Regions from separate parts of the Homo sapiens genome. Here region 1 is linked to region 2. Evidence: chromatin contacts called from ENCODE Hi-C data. All regions are on one chromosome and are shown on one strand. The core of a region is the stretch at or near the end of the contact, and the rest is flanking DNA. Distances in the headings are between cores, read along the strand shown.

Region 1 (4,008 bases), core at 414-2,913, 3.5 Mb before region 2:
AAATTCAGATGAAAGGGAAATAACTTTACTTGTTTAAATTAAATGGGAAGGGGGAGGCCAGAAATCATGAGTAAAAGATGTTTTCCAAATAAATATGATCTCCCTATGATCATTTATTCAATAAGATATAAATCTCTTATAGGGAGGTTTACATTTATTAATTAAATATTAAATATAAATAAGATGTAACCTCATTACATCTTATTTAATATATTAAATAACATATAAACCTCTCATAGGGAGGTTTATATCTTATTTAATAACAGCAGTGATGTGTTTCTCAGCCACAGTTCCACTAGTTTCAAGAACAATTATATCAGTCCCGTTATCAGAACCCAAGAATCAAGAGAGTCACCGGTTAACCTCTGATAAATTTCCTTGTGCGTTACGAATTTAGTATTCCCCCTCTTCCTGAAGCTAAACATCCCCACTATGTGATAGGATATTTACTGTTTTGTACTTATCACTAATTCTCGTTTCTACATCTCCTCACCCGTTTTTACGGGTGTATTTGTCCTCAAATTATAATCAGGCATGACCTTAGAGATCTAGAGCTCGTTATAAAGCTAACATTACGTTCAGTTCTCGTGCTAAACTAGCTTTTTCTCACTGTTGATCCCAGGGCCACCAACATCAGAATCGCTTGAAATTACTACCTCCCATTTCGGTATCTGGAGGTGGGGTCTGCTCATCTATTTTAACATAGTGAGTCTATGCATATTGCAGTTTTGCAGCAGCGTGCGTAGAAGCAGAAAATAAAAAGTTCCATGTAGTAGTTTTAAATAGTTCTCTGAGTTTCCTCGTCTGTCTCTCCGCGCCTGAACTTTCTTTCGCAGTAGGTGCGCAATACATATTTACGAATAAGCGTCACACCATGCAAAAAAAAAAACTTCCAGAGGGCCCAGCTGGTTTATGCTGCGTGGAACTGGAAAGTTTAGTTACTGTGACGTTAAGAATGTGTTTCGGGGGCGAGGGGAGGACGCTTTTTGCAGGTTTTGATGGCTTGCCTGGGGAGAAAGAGGTGAAGGTCGGACAAAGAGTGGAGCAAAACACGTAGCCCTCCGGGCTCCTGCGCTAAGTTCTAAAGGTGCCGCCCACACGCGGGGAAACACCGCCGGGCGTCTCCCGCCGCAGAAGGGAATCGCCCCAGGGATTAGGAGGCCACAGCACGAGTTAAGAAACACAACCCAACCACGCAGACGGGGTCGCAGCGTTACCGGGTTGCGACAGGTCTTGGAGCGCGGGTGACATGTTGTCGAGTCTCCTCCTTGCGCAGAGGGCGCGGCAGAGAAGACGTGCTCTCCACAGGTGACGACGGCCAAGGGCCACGCCAGCCAGCGCCAGGCGAGCCTGCCACACAAGGCCCGGGTCTTTTGACGCCTCCCGTTGGCTCGCGTCGCGGGGGGACTGCGGACCCCGAAAGCCCGCAGCGCCCTAGGGCCTCTCTCGGGGCTGGGCGCGGCAACTGCTGGAGCACGTGCTTTCTTCCCGGGTACCCGGCCAGTCCTTGGTGTCGGCCTAGCAGCCAGACACGCGCGGCCAGAGGCGGAGTCGCGGGACGGCACGGAAAAGGACCCAAGAGAAAACCGGCAGAGGAGGACGACGTGACATCCGGCTCTGAGCCCCGCAGACATTTAGAACCTTTCAGAGCGCGGTTAGTTCTGCGCTCAATCTATCCTCGGCGTGGGAGGTCCCGCCCCTTCCGGCCTGTGATTGGTCTGCCCGAGCTCCTCGCAGCCGCATTGGCTGTCAATATCAACCAATCACCTGCTGTTTAGCCCCGGGGCTCTCTGGGAGATGTAGTCCCGCTCCCCAGTTTCCCGCGGGAGCTTTTCGCGTCTCTGTGTGCCCAGGATCCGGAAGTGTAAGCCTAAGTGGCCCCTCTAAGGAAAAGTCACAGCGCCAAGTTCGTGCTGATCTCGACACGCTGTGTGGTGTCGAGCCTGAAATTTTAGTTCCGTTTTGCTGTTGACTTGCGCTGGGCAAGACAGTTAACCTCTCAGTCTCCACACTCTACAAACAAGAATGATAGGATGGTAGTAATTAGAATTTTTTAGGGTTGTAGTAGGCGTTAAATGAGATCGTTTGACCGCGCTATGAAAACTCTGAATTACCATATGGGGGTGTTAATTGTAACTTATTGACAGTAAACATATATTGAGCACCTACTATGTGTCAGGCATTGGGGCACACACTTGGAATGCAAAATCAGACAAGCTACATCGCACCCTCACGTCCTTGGAGGAGGAACTCACAACCTAGTTAGATTAATAATTGAACAGGGAAAAAAGAACCACATACATTTTAAAAGAGCTAGAGTATTCAAAGGGGCCAGGGAAAGGTTTCAAAGAAGAATCTGGGTCCTGAAGGAAGAGTGGTACCAGGTAAGGTTGTTCCAGTCAGGAGAAGCTCCCTGTGTACAACACAGCACTTTAGGGAATTCTAAAATAAAGGGCAGCTCTGTAAGGCCGAGCATGGTAGATGTGAGAAAAAGCAAATTCATCTAGAAAAATCTCTGTAAGGCTGAGCATGGTAGATGTAAGGAAAAGCAAATGCATCCAGAAAAATAAAAACTATAACCAAATTATGACATTTACTAAGCTTTAAAAAAGGCACAAATTTGCATGCCATTCTCATTTTATTGTATGTAATTATACCTCAATTTTGAAGATTTGAAAAATTATTATAATGCGTATCACATTCTTACCAAGACCATCTTACCAAAGATGGTCTTACTTGGAAGGTGGGGGGAATGGAGTAGGTGAGAGAGAATGCAACAAAGAAGGGAGGGAGGAATGAGATGGCCCTAAATAGCCAAAAATCTTAAGATTATAAGGGCTAGGGTGAGAGTAGGTGAGGGATAAACGACTACACATTGGGTGCAGTGTCCACTGCCTAGGTGATGGGTGCACCAAACTCTCAAATCACCACTAAAGAACTTATTCATGTAACCAAACACCACCTGCTCCCCAAAAACCTATTGAAATAAATAAGTTAAAAAAAAAGAAGAAGAAAAGGAGGAAAGAAAAAAAAGCAAGGTCTTCTATGCTGAACTTATTAAATTATTTATCCAGGCTTGATAAATCATGATGGTTTTCTCATATTTATTATTATGTTTATTCATTTCTCAACTCCTGAGTTTTTATCTGCAAAAAAAGAAGTAGTGAAATTTAACTGTGTAAAGATGCACCTGTCTAAAAAAAAAAAAAAAAGATTATAAGGGCTAGTTGTTTGTTTGTTTGAGACGGAGTCTCACTCTGTCGCACAGTCTGGAGCGCACTGGCACGATCTTGGCTCAGCTCACTGCAACCTCCGCCTCCCGGGTTGAAGCTAGTTTTTTAATTATCATGTATCCCTCAAAGTTTGTTGACGTGTTTCTTGAAAAATGATCTTTCAGGCACCTAGTCGGCAACTGTCCCCCATTCACATTCTCTTACTGGAAATTCCAGGAGTTGTGTGCCAGTCCCTGTTTGATGCAAGTCATCAAAGTTTACTCTCTCAGCTAAAACTGACCAAATTCTGTATTTCTTAAAGTCGTAAAAGAGTAACAAATAAGATTAGAGGAATACATAGTGCCTAAAGGGGCAGTGAATTTCTAGTACAAAAACGCGATTTACAGTTCCAAGAATACTGTATGGGTTGCAATGTGTCCCCCTCAAAGATATGTTGAAGCCCTAACTTCCAGTGCTTCAGAATATGACCCTATTTGGGCCGGGTGCAGTGGCTCACACCCGCAATCCCAGCACTTTGGGAGGCCGAGACTGGTGGATCGCTTGAGGCCAGGAGTTCGAGACCAGCCTGGGCAATATGGTGAAACCCCATCTCTGCTAAAAATACAAAAATTAACCAGGCGTGGTGGCTCACATCTGTAATCCCAGCACTTTGGGAGGCTGAGGTGGGCGGATCACCTGAGGTCGGGTGTTCGAGACCAGCCTGCCCAACATGGAGAAACGCCGTCTCTACTAAAAATACAAAATTAGCCGGGTGTGGTGGTGCATGCCTGTAATC
Region 2 (3,948 bases), core at 1,438-3,937:
GGAAATTGCGCTCTGTTTTTACTGTAACACAGTTCAAAAGCAAGCAATGCTATAGTCCTTCATGTGGTCTGTCAAAGTACTAAGAATACACCGCTACCAGTAACAACATATTTTGTTAGACTTTGCTCTCATCACCTAAGCAGATGCAATCTAAATTATAGAGAGACTTGGGGGGAAGGAGGATCATGAAATAAAACCTAATGCTTATGCTTAGCTACAACATTCCAATTATTTACAATTCCCAGTGAAAATGCTACATTAGTAATTTTCAAGTAAATTTCTTCTTGTCACTCTTCTTTAGGGACAATGTTTTCACTTGAGCTAGCTCCTGTCCTAGCAGGTTTCACAGGATTGAAAGACCTCCAGCTGTTGTAGGCCAATGCCAGGGCTGGCTGCATCCTTTAACCTTCCCTGGGATTTCATCTCATTATAAGAATATGAAGCGATCTTCAATATTAAAGAACCAACATCAAACAGCAATTCTATAGGCTCTTTTATACAGCAAAGTTTCATAGGATTTGCATTTAAGTCATTTGTCAGTTCTTTATTGACATCTGGAAAATCCACCCTGATTTATAAACAAAGTCAATGACACTGGCCAGGTCTTCAAGGTTTCAAGTACCTGTGCAAGGACAATGCACTTGTTATTAACCCAAAAGTGCATTACGGTGCACACCAGTGCCTCTTGTCTGGAGAAAAGAAGCCATTGAACCAATAATAAAATCATATTTCACGTAGAGACACTTTTTTTTTTTTTGAGACAGAGTCTCACTCTATCTCCTAGGCTGGAGTGCAGTGGCGCGATCTTGGCTCACTGCAACTTCCGCCTCCCGGGTTCAAGTGATTCTCATGCCTCCGCCTCCCGAGTAGCTGGGATTACAGGCGCCTGCCACTACGCCGGGCTAATTTTTGTATTTTTAGTAGCGACAGGGTTTCGCCATGTTGGCCAGGCTGGTCTCAAACTCGTAACCTCAGGTGATCCGCCCACCTCGGCCTCCCAAAGTGCTGGGATTACAGGTATGAGCCACCGCGCCTGGCCCATAGAGAGACATTTGAATGAAAACAGTCTTTGGAAAAGGTAAGAGACATGAAGTCATATTTTGAATAGGCAAACAGCAACCTCAATACAGCACTTGTAAAGTTGACGTCCCCGAGTGCATTCGGGGACTTTGATGAAGGCCACCGGGTGAAGACGGTCATGGGTTCCATATAATCTGCAGAAGGCCTCGGTTTGCAAAGTCCTACCCAGATGAATCACCTCTGGTATTGAAAGGCCAGACTGCCCCCTGAGGTTTCTAGGAGATCCAGGTATTTTACAAATGTTTCCTCTACAAGCAAGTCTGGTCTGAACTTTTTTAAAAAGCACCCAAAGGCAAGTCAAGGTTAAGCGTGTCACCAGCCCCAAAGCAAGTAACCAAGGACTAGCTGGACTTCCGAGCCCTGAAGGCCTGGGCATGAGTTGCTGCTGGCGCCCTAAGGCTGACTCCCACCTCTTTCCATCTGGTACTATGTCCTGTGGAGCCCGCCTGGGCTGGCACGGAGGTAGTCTTCCCCCACCTCCCTCTGGCCCCACTTACTGTTGCTGGACTTGAGGTCCCGGTGCAGGATGGGCACGAAGGCCTCCTCATGCAGGTAGAGCATGCCCCGCGCTATCTGCACGGCCCAGTTGACCAGCACGTGCGGAGGGATGCGGCGCGCGCGGCGGGGGCCGGGCGCGCGCGGGTCCGGGGCGGCGTTGGCAGCGGCCAGCGCTCGGTTGAGCGCTCCGCCGCGGGCGAACTCCAGCACCAGGCAGAGGTGCGGCTGCTGCAGGCACACGCCGCGCAGCTCGATGATGTTGGGGTGCCGCAGCATGGCGAAGAGCCGAGCCTCGCGCCGCACGCTCTCGGCAGCCGCCGCCGCGTCCTGCTCCGGGTCCTGGCGCGCCGCCTTCACGGCCACCTCCTGGCCCTGCCAGGTGGCGCGGTACACCTGCCCGAAGCCCCCAGCGCCGATGAGCTCCTTCAGCTCCAGCCGCTCGAAGGCGACGTGTACCGGGGAGCTGGGCCGCGAGGGCGGCGGCGCGGGGCTGGCGGCCGGGCGGCAGGGAGCCACGTAGTTGGCGGGGAAGATGCCGAGGCGCCGCTGCACCTGGCCTGCCCACCAGCCCTCGTCGCCCGACACGGCGGCGTCCTGCGACAGCACCTCCACCAGCTGGCCGCGCCGCAGGCTCAGCTCGTCCTCGCCGCGAGCCTCGTAGTCATAGAGCGCGGCCCACAGCCCCGCGCCCGCCGAGGCCGAGCCGCCCGAGGAGGTGGACGACGAGGACGCTGAGCCGCCGGGGGCTCCCCCGGCCGAGGACACCGGGGTGTCGGTCGCTCCCGCGGCGCCCCGCAAAGCCATGGGGGCAGCTGCGCGGGGAAGGCGGAGCGGGAAGCTGGGCTCAGCCTCCCGGGCGGCCGCGGGCGCGCATCGTCCGGCGGTGTGGCCGTCGGCGCCGGGGGAAGGCGAGGGGGTAGGAATCGCGATCGGTGACGGCAGAGATCACGGGCTAGCTGCCCAAAGGGTCCAGCCTCGGCCCGCGTTCCTGGCCAGCCGCCTCTGCTGCCGCAGCGGTCCCCGAAGCCGCGGGCGACGTCCCACCATGGTCGTGCCCAGGCCCTGCGGCCGGCCCGCCCGCCGCGCGCTCCTTAGCCAGAGCCTGGGACGCCCCACCCCACCCTAGCCGCGCCAGGGCCGCCCCGCCCCCTCCGGCTCCATTCCGCACCGCCCCCCCACCCCCCCGGGCCCGCCCCTAGGCCAGTCCCCAGGGCCTTCCCGCCCCTCCCCCAGCCGCCCCGCCCTCTCCAGGTTCATTCCGCCCTCCTTGACCCGTCCCGGGCGCCCAGTCTGCGCCCGCCCTATGGGACCGCCTTCCTAGGTTCGCCCCACCCTTCCCCACCAACTGCACCATCCCGCCCCGCCCTCGCCAGGTTCACTTCCCTTTTCTGTGCCAGTCCCCAGAGCCTCGTCCCGCCCCTGGCGCCCGGGCCCGTCCCCCACCACCTTGGGCCGGGCCCGCCCCCTGGGCCCGCCTGGCTGGTCCCACCCCGCCCCCGCCGCAGGTGCTCCGGAGCAATGGTGAGCCGCGCCCACATGGTCTGGGAGGCGGGATCGGCCGTCATCCGCTATAAATTTTCGGGAGAGTTTAAATTAAGCCAAAGGTAAGACTGAGGGAGGGGACGCTTCTCCAAGAAGCGGTGGGAGAGGGTTGAGAAGATGTGGGGCTTTAGGGTGTGGCGGGGAGAGAGAGAGTTGCAGTTCAGGGAGAGTGACAGAATCTCAGAACGGGCTACAGAAGAAATTGTAGCGCGGTGCCAGACCTGGGCCAGTGCGAGTGGCAAGTCACCATGCTAAGTGCGTTTGAGCCACCGTGCATCTCAGAACTGACTAGGTTACAGATCGCAGCGCAGAGTGACCCGTGGTCGGTATAGTCCCAGAAGCTCCATGATGGTAAATCCTTTGCTTATTTTTACTGTCTACTCAGATGGAAAATGCCCCAGTCTCCCTGGAAACCCACAGGTTTGGGTTTAGGAAGCATTGGCAATGGCTGGGTGCCAGACGTTGGTAGGTTACTGTGGCAGGTGATGAGGCTAAAAAGATAGAAGAGCTTAGTTATTAAAATTCTAAAATATTAGATTATCCTGTAGTAGGCCAGAATTTCCTAACGTGTGGATCCTGTACTTCCAATAACAGAAGGGACAATTTTAGATATTATGAGGATAGGACATACAGTAACATTCTGAGTTACATAAAGATAAATTTATTGTCTTTTCAGTTTTCTTTGTCTCTCAGATCAAACTATTTATTGGCTGTGTGACCTTGAGCAAGTTTCTTTATTTCTCTATGACTCAGTTTTCTCATCTATAAAATGGGAATATAATAAATAGTACCTACTTTATAGGGTTTTTAGGAAGACTAAATGAGTTA

The links. Hi-C counts contacts between places; a loop is a spot of excess contacts on that map. Pooled maps may share reads with other maps.
Region 1: a map of naive thymus-derived CD4-positive, alpha-beta T cell shows a loop between it and region 2 (18-fold over the local background). The contact joins the promoter of MTR here to the promoter of MAP3K21 in region 2. A Hi-C loop is called at or near these places in 2 of 168 maps with a recorded cell type or tissue (CD4-positive, alpha-beta memory T cell and naive thymus-derived CD4-positive, alpha-beta T cell) and 11 of 50 pooled maps.

The regions. Positions count from the first base shown.
Region 1 is chr1:236,792,947-236,796,954 of GRCh38, reverse strand. It overlaps MTR (5-methyltetrahydrofolate-homocysteine methyltransferase), which reads right to left and starts at 1,663. Exons shown (of 33, transcript NM_000254.3): 1 at 1,218-1,663. The coding sequence starts at 1,251. RefSeq lists enhancers at 1,058-1,247, 1,348-1,637.
Region 2 is chr1:233,326,463-233,330,410 of GRCh38, reverse strand. It overlaps MAP3K21 (mitogen-activated protein kinase kinase kinase 21), which reads right to left and starts at 2,687. Exons shown (of 10, transcript NM_032435.3): 1 at 1,578-2,687. The coding sequence starts at 2,382. It also overlaps a transcript of PCNX2 not described here. RefSeq lists silencers at 2,044-2,243, 2,433-2,584, 2,384-2,683, 2,874-3,173.